4 separate regions of the Mus musculus genome follow, and all the other regions are linked to region 1. Evidence: chromatin loops called from intact Hi-C (ENCODE). Cell type or tissue: heart. All regions are shown on one strand.

Region 1 (2,500 bases):
AGACATCAAACCCTATTTCATAGAGCTATCTTAACTCTATCGTTTTGAGACCATGTGGCCAAGCATGGCCTTGACCTTGCGGTTTCACAGAGGATGACCTTGATCCCCTGATCTTCCTGACTCCACCTCTTATGTGTTAGGATTACAGGTATTTAGCACCATGCTGGGTTCCTTGTCCATTTCTTAACAAGTATCTCCAAGTCACCCAGGAATGAGTTTCTAATAGCAATGCATCTTAATACTTAATAATAATTACATAGAAAATATTCACATTGTTTCTATAGTTGTACACAGCTACTGAAGACTACCACTCAGTCAAGAAGATAAAAAAAAAAACCTGCAATAAAAACATTTGGCCATCAGAAACATTTAAGCAGCAAGATTTATGTCCCAATGCCTGCTACAAGATGCTATGTATAAGAGAGTAGTTCATGAGAGACTTTTGGCTATAGCATATATCACAATCTGGAGCTTCCAGGTTTACCCTAGACAACTAATACCTGGGCAGTTCAAAGGAAGGAAAAACAGACTTCTATTTGTAGACGGCACTGTTATCCAATCACCTTGTCTGCATGTTAGCGGTACACAGATGCAAGCATACAGTCACCCAGCCTAGGATGAAACTACATTACAGTAAGATCACATTCGCAGAATGTGACCTAAAGAAGAAAAGGAAACAACGTTGCCAACAGCAAAGAACTTCCAGTATATTTTTAAATGGGAACAGCTCACTTCTCACATTGCTTAGCTCTCGAATATCAGACCTAAGTGAGTACTCTATAAAGACCTGCTCATCAACAGACTTGATCCTTGGGAGTGCCTGTCTGCCTTATGAGATGGGAGCTCTGCATCTTTCTTACAGACTCACAGACTAGACTGCATTCTGGAAAGTCAAACATCACCACCATGATATAACTGAACTGTAGACATTCACATATGGATAGATGGATAGACGTATTGTCAATGTGGATTAATTTGAATGTTCTCAAGTCCTAGAAATCTTAGAAAATAACATTTACTATTGACATTTTCATTTAAACATCTTGTTTTCTATAACTCAAACTTCAATGTTAGAAACACCAATAAAAACTCCCCTTAGAAACACTGGAGTGACCACCAGAGGGAGCCCGTGTGTTTTTCTGATATACAAAATACCAAAAAGAGAAAAAGCTTACAAAACATAAAGCTAGAAAGGAGAGGGAGAGGGGCTGCAGTCATTTCAAAGAACGTCTTCTTGACTGGCAGATGCATCTTGCATTTACATTACAAATCTCTTCACTCCGCAGTGGTCTATCCCAATGCTTTGACATAAAAAAAAATGATTAGATGAACACAATCTTTTATAAAATTCACATACCCTAAAGCTAGAAGGTCCAGAGGGAAGTGCTCTGATAGCATCCATAGTTCTTGCTGTGCCCCACGCAAGCCTTCTCCAGGTTTTCTTAAAGTTCCTGCTTTCCTTCTCTATTCTGGTCCATCTTTGCGGTTAGCTGGGGAAAGGCTTGGGTGTGGTTTCCTCACTTGCTTTGGGATCAGGCTATCAAGTTACAGCACTTGGTGTGACTTGGGATTTTTTCCCTTTTTCCTGTCTGAGCCAAATGATGAGGGCATTACGAAGAATGAGTTTCCATTTGTCATCTGGAAGTCCCTAGAACCCAAGACTGGACCAGGTTCTAAACAGGAAGACAGAGGACCTCCTCCAGGGGCTCTAGAACTGAGTTCAGGTAAGCCAGACCCACGGGCCCTGCTCAGCTGCCCCCAAACTAGAAAAATATCCCAGGACTGAAGGTATCCAGACAAGGGCATGATCCTAGCTACCTAACATAACAGCTTACGTCACACAGCATTATCAAACTGTACTTTCCGTCTTGTTAAGGCAATTTTTCTTGGGGTGCTATTGAGGGCCATAGTCATCTATTTACAAGGAAACTGAAACAGAGTTTCAGTTAATTATTGATAACACGTAAGTATCAAGAACACACACTTTGATGAAGTTTTATTTCTGAGACAGGAATCCTGACATGCTAATGTCAAACTCAATCATGTTGATAACCTCTGAGATAGAATTTTTCTGTCTTCCTTGCCCACCATTCTAAAAGTGTGTCAGGTTGAATGGAATGACTTAATCTTCTTTTCCGAGTTTCTTTTTCATGTCTAGGTATGATATTTGTATAATATATGCAAATAAATTAGCACAAACAAATTGAATTCTACAGGGCCAGCTTAGTTAGATGCTGTTAGCCTTAACGTGCTTATTAATGCTTCAGACACAGACTCAAAAACATTATTATCAAATTTAGGAATATCGCCCAATTGGATGGGATGGCTGACAGTTAGGAAAACTGGATTGAAGTTTAAAATGACCTTGATGGACAGAGAAGGAAAAAGAGGGCAAAATTCAATAGAAATCTTTGCAAAATAATTCACTCAAAAGACGCCGGGAAGCAGAGAAGAGGAGCGTCGAGCAAACACTGACTGCACAATTAGACAAGGGCTGGAG
Region 2 (2,500 bases), 53 kb after region 1:
AATTTGTCTGGAATAACAAAAAACCTAGGATAGCAAAAAGTCTTCTCAAGGATAAAAGAACTTCTGGCGGAATCACCATGCCAGACCTAAAGCTTTACTACAGAGCAATTGTGATAAAAACTGCATGGTACTGGTATAGAGACAGACAAGTAGACCAATGGAATAGAATTGAAGATCCAGAAATGAACCCACACACCTATGGTCACTTGATCTTCGACAAGGGAGCTAAAACCATCCAGTGGAAGAAAGACAGCATTTTCAACAATTGGTGCTGGCACAACTGGTTGTTATCGTGTAGAAGAATGCGAATCGATCCATACTTATCTCCTTGTACTAAGGTTTAATTTTGAAGATTGGGAGTGGTTGCCCTGCCGCCGTCCCCCATCCCATGTACACTGAAGATGAAAAGGCAAAAGTTGGGCTGGAGAGTGCTCTTCCGAAGGTCCTGAGTTCAAATCCCAGCAACCATATGGTGGTTCACAACCATCCATAATGAGATCTGACTCCCTCTTCTGGAGTGTCTGAAGGCAGCTACAGTGTACTTACAAACAATAAATAAATAAATCTTAAATAAGTAAATAAATAAATAAAATAATAATTAATAAAAGAAAAGAAAAGGCAAAAGTTGCAGGAAATGGAAGAAATCAAGTGGCAAACAAAAGCACCAACAAGAACTCAGAACCAAAAAATGAAATAAAAGTACAGGGACATGACTAATCCAAAAGTAGGGAGAAGACTTGTATTATAGCTATAAGGGAGAAAGAAATCAGAGGGAAGAGGAGTGGTGGCCAGGGCTAAGAGGCCAAGAGACCAGTGTAGCCAAAATGGAACTTTGCAGAGAAGAGGCCATCTACTGAATATGAGGGGAGGTGTGTTTTGCCCAGAATTTGAGGCCTCATACAAAGGTCTGCACATAGGTGTTGAGAACAGGAGGTAATTGATAGTCTGGCTAATGAGTGGTTGAGATGATAAGCAATTGTGTCCAAACTGAACAGAGAAGGAAGTCAAGACCAGGGGAACCTGGCAGAGGTACCACCACAAAGGGTCCCTGAGGGATTCCTCAGGGTACTTAGCCATGCAGGCAGCTTCACACTCAAGAGACAACTTTGTTGTCTTTGAGTCTTAGGCACCCCCTGGTGGCGGCTCTGAGAACTAGTTGGTCCAATCCTCTCTCCAGACACACACTCTGTGTTCACTGTCCGTTATTAATTTCTCTTTAGATCATCCATCTCCTTCTCATTCGGTCTTTTAACTTGAGGTCTCTCCTCTCTTTTTTTGTTGCCCAGCTACCCCAGCTCTCTCTCTGTCTCTCTCTCTATCTCTCTCTCTCTCCCTCTCTCTCTCTCTCGCGCGCGCAATCCTTTACAAAACCAGTCTCAACCGTAATAAGCATGGAGAGTCATAGAACACACAGCTTGCAGGGAAGAAGGGCAAGGAAGCATCTCAGAGTTACAGGAAAGAGGCCCGCATTGTGAATGACTTACAAACTAATTTTGCAATTGTAACAAAACTAACATTTTAATTTCTAACCTTAGAAGCATTTTGCTATTAATTTTTTTTATTGCAAAGTATGTGATTTCTGCCTCCACATAGATTGAGTAGCCTTTTGAAGAAGTGGACTAGAGGTGTTTATGATATTGTCCAAGAGGACTTTTGGGCTACAACCTGTTTGCCTGCTAAGGGTATGGGACAATCCTGATGCTTGTCTAGAGTTCCTTAAAGGTCACAATAAGCATCCGAGGAATAATTCTTCATAGGTCAGAAAGAATGGCAAATGTCTCACAAGGTCAACCGCCATCTTTTGGCTCCCACTTCCTCTTGCAAACCAGGCTATTTTGGGATTTTTTTTCCCATTCCCCGTGCTCTAGTCCTTCCCAACCCTGACATTATTTGTATCGCTTCAGTGGCATTTTTTTTTTTAACTCAGGAAAACTTAAAAGTTCCAAGACTTCAGAACAGCCTTATTATTTGATATTGTGCATCTTGTCTGGGAAAAACTCCAAACACCGATTTGCCATTTTAAGCCATCCCTTTGCAATTCCCACTATCGTCAGCAACAGCCCTATATTATTGGCTTATTATTGATTCTCCCCCCACCTCCTTTCCCTTTACATAAGTCAACTAGAACATTCTAATCTCTTCTCTCATTAAGTTTTCTTGGTCCTCCCATTTGCTGAAGCCCAGTATTGTTTTAGCTTTTTGATTTTCAGAGAAAACACTTGCCTGCATAAATCACACTTGGCTCATTATCAAACCCAACATCTTGTCACTCCAAATTGTGACTCTTCACACTCTTGCTTCTTCACCCTTAAGTCACCCCATGGCCACACCGAGATCTCCTTGGTCCCTCCCTCTCAGCCCCCTCGCCATTTCCCCACAGCTTCTGTCCCAAGGCCCTGCTGCAGATCCAGTCAGCTCTCCCAGCACACTTGCTCTCCTGCCAGCCAAGCTCCTTGCTACCCTCCGTCTCCATGGTGAATCACACGCTCTTGTCTTGGGA
Region 3 (2,500 bases), 71 kb before region 1:
CCCTTTGGTCTCTTGCTTATATATATATGCATAACTCCGTTTTTCTTTCGTAAGAACTACAATACCGGGTATAAAGTTTCGTTACTGTTGCAACCGGCAAGCAGACGTTAGCACTGTCAGGGGTTGGCTCAGCAGAGGAGACTCTGAGCGTGCGTTCTTTGGTTCCCACTGTCTAGTGCTTTGATTTGGAGTGAGTCACTGCAAACTACAGACTTCTGTTTGCTCGCCCGAAGAAGAGATGAGATGAGACAGTTTCCAGCTTCTCTTTAGATATATCTATTAACACTAATGTAAGGCCGATTCAAAGAGAACTAGGTACCACAAACTAACATAACAAAAGTATACTACCTTCTCATGGTCTCTTTTGCTTAATTTGATACACCCCTGTGTTTTGTGTGGTGCTATAGTTTTCATATGGCATGCTCCCACCAAGATTCATGTTTGGGCTTTAATTCTTTAATGCAACACTGCAAGGCTATGTCTTTAAGGGACACTGATGTTTTTGATGAGAGACAATATTCGTTCTCGGGAGTGGATTGGTGCTTTCTAGAGTGGATCGTTATACAACATGTGGGTTTCTTTCTTGGCTCTTTCTTCTAACATGCCCATTAGCCCTTCTGCGTGGAGAGGGATGATGCCCCCAGCAGCCCGTGAGGAGATACCGCCCCCTCCCCTGAACTCCCAGCTCCCAGAACTATGAGCAGCTACATCTCTTTTCTTTATAAATGACCCAGGGTCTGGGTGTCGAGTACAAGGACAGGAAATAAATCCAGACACATGGAAACTGGGCTTAGCTCTATTCTAAACTTTCATTTCTGGAGTCAGCAGAATAAAGTAGGGATGGCTAAGATGGAAGCAGGGGTGTGGAGTTTGGACAGGCTTGGTAAGTATGAGGTAGGAAAAGTATGGGCTCAAAGTAGGATGGGTTTGAAGGCTCCCGATATGCCAGGCTTACGCTGAGCTCACTTTACACCAGCTATCTTGACTTTGAGCTGTGGCCATAGTATATATTCCCAAGCCTTCTCCTCAACCTAGGCTTCTCTCTATCCACTTTGATAGAAAACTGGGTGATGATGTCTATTAAAAAAACTTTCTGATGGCCTTATTCTGTGAAAATGTGCATATATTTTTGAACATGTCATACCAACTTTAAAAGAAAATCACACTGTGCCCAGACTAGCTGTACAGTCTAGAGTCTTTAAAAAGATTTCATTACACATGAAATATGCTTTACAATTACTTAAAGATGGTGACACTATACAAGGAAATGGAGGCTTCTACTGAGCTGGTGTACACAGTGGGAGCCTTGCCCTAAATTTAGAAGAATCACCTCAAGAGGAAACGAGGGAAGTGATGATTTTTTTTTTTTAAAAAGATGCATTTGTTTTTGTTTCATGTTTACAGGTGTTTTATTTGCATGTTAAGTGCATCATGTGCATGCAGTACACACAGAGGCCAGCAGAGGGCATTAGATTCCCGGGAACTCAAGTTACAAATGAACAGCCCTGTGGGTACTGTGAAATAGACTCAATTCCTCTGCAAGAACAGCAAACGCCTTTAATCACTAAGTCATCCACATCTCTAGCCTCTTGATTTGGTTCTTAAGAGGCAACTGTATTTTAAAATAGATTAGTGAACTGTTCAAGAGAACTCCAAATATTTTACAGATATGTGGGCAAAGAAATCATTCAAGCTGAGTTACTTATTTAAAAAGACACTCCATAAAATAGCTGTGCAGCGGTGGGGATAGAATGGGCCTGGATCCTTCCTGTCTCTTGGAATATTGCATTGGATAATACGCTGAAATGTAGGGAAGAGGAGACTCTGTGCTAGCTGTATGACAATGAAACAGTCTGGAACACCAAGTTGGTACCAAGGGTATATAATTCTGATCAACCACTGATCTTTACTGGGATCTCGGAAGCACACTCATGTGCGGGTTGGGCGGTATCAGCAGCATGCCTATGGCTAATCCTCAGGGTCTAAATAATGCTTGCATGTAAGCACCAAGGTTTTTCTTGACTTCTCTATTAATATTGAAATCTAGGGTTTTTTGTTTTTGTTTGTTGTTGTTGTTTGGTTTGGTTTTTGTCTTCAATAAATGACAGACTATATTGCTGAGCATATGATAATGCTTCAAGAGTATGGAGAAGTTTACATTTATAAAACACCTTCAGCATGTTCGCACGAGCGCATACATATAATGCTCTTCAACAACCTAGGAGGTTTTATTTAAAGATGAAAAATCACCAAGGTTCTGAGGGAGGAGATGTGCCCACCAAGTGCCTCAGATGTAAGTAGCAGGGCTTACAAATCCAGACAGGGCTCTTTTTGTGCCCACTGTCCCAAACAGTGGCAACAGGGCCTCTGCACTAGGGTTTGCTTTATATTAGCAAAAACCAATTGCATTTGGAAAGCAATTTCTTATTTTATTTTTTAAACTTATTTTTATTTTATGTGCATTGGTGTTTTGTCTGCATATATGTCTGTGTGAGAGTGT
Region 4 (2,500 bases), 250 kb after region 1:
AAGTGCAAGCCCAGCCAGGAGTCTGCTACTACTACCTTAATATTCATACACAGATTTATTGAGAAGAAAGCCAATCTTTTTCACTATATAGTAATGTATTATTAAAAGCGTTACTATGCAGGAACGGAGATGGCTCGGTGGTTAAGAGCACTTGTTGTTGCACAGGAACTGGGTTCGGTTCCTGGCACACACATGCTGGCTCACCACTACCTATGACTCCGAGCCAGAAAACCTTATGCCCTATTCTGACTTCCACACACACCAGGCAGACATGTAGTACAGAGACTCACATGTAAGCATAACACTTGTACACATAAAATAATCTTCTATAAAAATTAAAAACTGAACACACCAGTATTGGCATCAGTAAACACAGAGCTCGGTCTAAGCATCTCCAGAGGCTTTTCGATGAACAGTGCTTGGTCCTTGTGTTTGGGGCCCAAACACAAGTTTGTTTTCACTGCCCAGCACCCAGGCTGAAGACTGAACACGGGGTCTTTCTTGTAAAGCAAGCACTATATCGCTAAGCAATGCTGTTTTCTCCTCCTGCATTAAGGGCAGTTTCGGTCCCTAACCATGGATTTCTGTTCCCCACACAACCATCCATTCCCTGCTCTACAGCTTCCTGTAAATAATGGGACCCAGCGATAAACTATGCTTTCTGTTACTGTCTTCACAGTAGGAATTGTCAGAACTTTGACAATAGGCCCCTGGTATTCCCCAAGATGATGTTGACAGGATGGAACTAGAAATTCACTCCTGGTGATGCTGAATAAGGTCTGTAATGGGACAGGGCGTGATGACTCCATCATATCGCTTGAGTTCTGGTTTTTCCCAAATAGAAAAACTTACTACCTCCACGCTCTGAGCAGTCTAAATACAGACCAAGATGCTACATTTACTGTTAAAATTATCATGCTCATATAGTCATACTTAAGTTCCTCACAATGACATGTGAGGGGAAATAACATGGCTATAAAGAATTTATTCTTTTCAGGCCAACTTTTTTCACAGCATTTTCAAGCATAGCCTATAAAATAGGCGCCATCTAGTGGCCAGAGCAAGAAACTGGAGGCAGCAAAGGCGTAACCAATTCTTTAATCATTACACTGATTTGTTTGAGTATGCGTGGCTCAGTGGGTAAAGGTGCTTGCCATCAAGCCTAATGATCTGAATCTAATCTCCAAACCCACACGAGGAAAGGGGAGAACTAATTCTGGCAAGTTGTTCTGACCTCATGTACATGTGTGCCCATGACAAACTAACATTTTATTTTAAAAGAGCAGCTTGAGCCCAGCGTGGTGGTGCACGCCTTTAATCCCAGCACTCGGGAGGCAGAGGCAGGCGGATTTCTGAGTTCAAGGCCAGCCTGGTCTACAGGGTGAGTTCCAGGACAGCCAGGGCTACACAGAGAAACCCTGTCTCGAAAAACAAAAATAAATAAATAAACAAAAACAAAACACAAAACAAAACAGCTCGGTGACTGGTCATGTTTCACATGAAAACTAGACTTACTTCTTTTTTACAGTGCTGGAGTGAACCCAGGGTCTTTCTTGTACATTCAGGATTCTCTACTTCTTTCCCACTGCCCTCAACCATCAAAGTCGTTGCATTCCCATATCTCTATATTTATTAATAGCATGGGGTTTACTAAAATCCCATTCCAGTTTTTCATTCTTATCTTTTCTTATCATTAAAAGAAGTTGGGTTAACAGGCTGAAGAGATGGCTTAGTGGCCCAAAGTATTGACTGCTCCTATAGAGAACCCAAGGCCTGGTTCCCAGCACCTACCTACACAGTATCTCACAACTGTCTGTAACTCCAGTTCCAGGGATCTCATACCCACTTCTGGCCTCTGAGGGCTCTTGGATACATACGGTACACATAAACTCACACACATACATATGCAAATTAGAAAACTTTTCAGTACAATTAAATCAAGGATCCTTGGTTATTACCTTAATGTAGATAACCGCATCTGTCCCGTAGCCCTCTAAGGAATACAGCTTTAGGTCTCCCTGGAAGTACTGTGCATAGAGGCGTGATATGGGCAATCCGTAACCAAACCCAGCCTGTTCGACAAGAAAACAGTTCTGTTCAGAGTCCCACACGCTGGAACACTTTTCTAGCTAAGATAATGCCACGGAGAACTGCAAAGCCAACAACCTGTGCAGCGGACGGAGCCCGTAAAATGCAGTCATGCGGAAGGGTTAAGCTGGAGTTTAGCTCAGCCCATCAGCTCAACAATTGTGGACCTAAAGCCTTTTATTCGGTCTATAAAATGATCTGTGGTAGTCTGAAGAAGGCATATTGCTTTTCTTTGCTGTCCTGCTCCAGGGTTCTCCCAATATAGCTTTCAGCAATTTCCTATAAAGCACACAGTTTCATTTAGGAGCAAGACTAGAAAATGTCTTGTTGCAGCTTTACGAACAATAGATAGGAATCTCAGGACTTCACGCCATGGATTTCCAGCCTTTGTTCTGAACCTGGAAATAATCTG

What was found. Hi-C counts contacts between places; a loop is a spot of excess contacts. Peaks named below come from ENCODE experiments on the same cell type or tissue, not always from the same donor. Only the 100,000 strongest peaks of a DNase experiment are listed, where the experiment ranks them.
Region 2: it touches region 1 in a loop (6-fold over the local background); 30 of 42 quality-filtered maps call a loop at or near these places.
Region 3: it touches region 1 in a loop (2.3-fold over the local background); 2 of 42 quality-filtered maps call a loop at or near these places.
Region 4: a loop joins it to region 1, with 2.2 times the contacts of the local background. A loop is called at or near these places in 2 of 42 quality-filtered maps.

Annotation. Positions count from the first base shown.
Region 1 is chr2:72,147,888-72,150,387 of GRCm38, reverse strand. All of the region lies in intron 6 of Rapgef4 (Rap guanine nucleotide exchange factor (GEF) 4), which reads right to left. Among named protein-coding and RNA genes, the nearest start is that of Gm29940, 94 kb to the right of the region's middle. In heart, a CTCF peak has its summit at 1,115 (motif pointing right); a DNase peak (open chromatin) is centred at 1,567; H3K27ac peaks cover 278 bases.
Region 2 is chr2:72,095,162-72,097,661 of GRCm38, reverse strand. The region is part of intron 4 of Rapgef4 (Rap guanine nucleotide exchange factor (GEF) 4); the gene reads right to left. Among named protein-coding and RNA genes, the nearest start is that of Gm29940, 42 kb to the right of the region's middle. In heart, a CTCF peak has its summit at 1,145 (motif pointing left); a DNase peak (open chromatin) is centred at 1,131.
Region 3 is chr2:72,219,086-72,221,585 of GRCm38, reverse strand. The region is part of intron 17 of Rapgef4 (Rap guanine nucleotide exchange factor (GEF) 4); the gene reads right to left. Among named protein-coding and RNA genes, the nearest start is that of Map3k20, 65 kb to the left of the region's middle. In heart, CTCF peaks have their summits at 1,254 and 1,456 (motif pointing right); no DNase peak of the experiment used is centred here; H3K27ac peaks cover 297 bases.
Region 4 is chr2:71,897,219-71,899,718 of GRCm38, reverse strand. Pdk1 (pyruvate dehydrogenase kinase, isoenzyme 1) reads right to left here. Exons shown (of 11, transcript NM_172665.5): 10 at 1,959-2,072. Among named protein-coding and RNA genes, the nearest start is that of Pdk1, 25 kb to the right of the region's middle. In heart, a CTCF peak has its summit at 1,048 (motif pointing left); no DNase peak of the experiment used is centred here.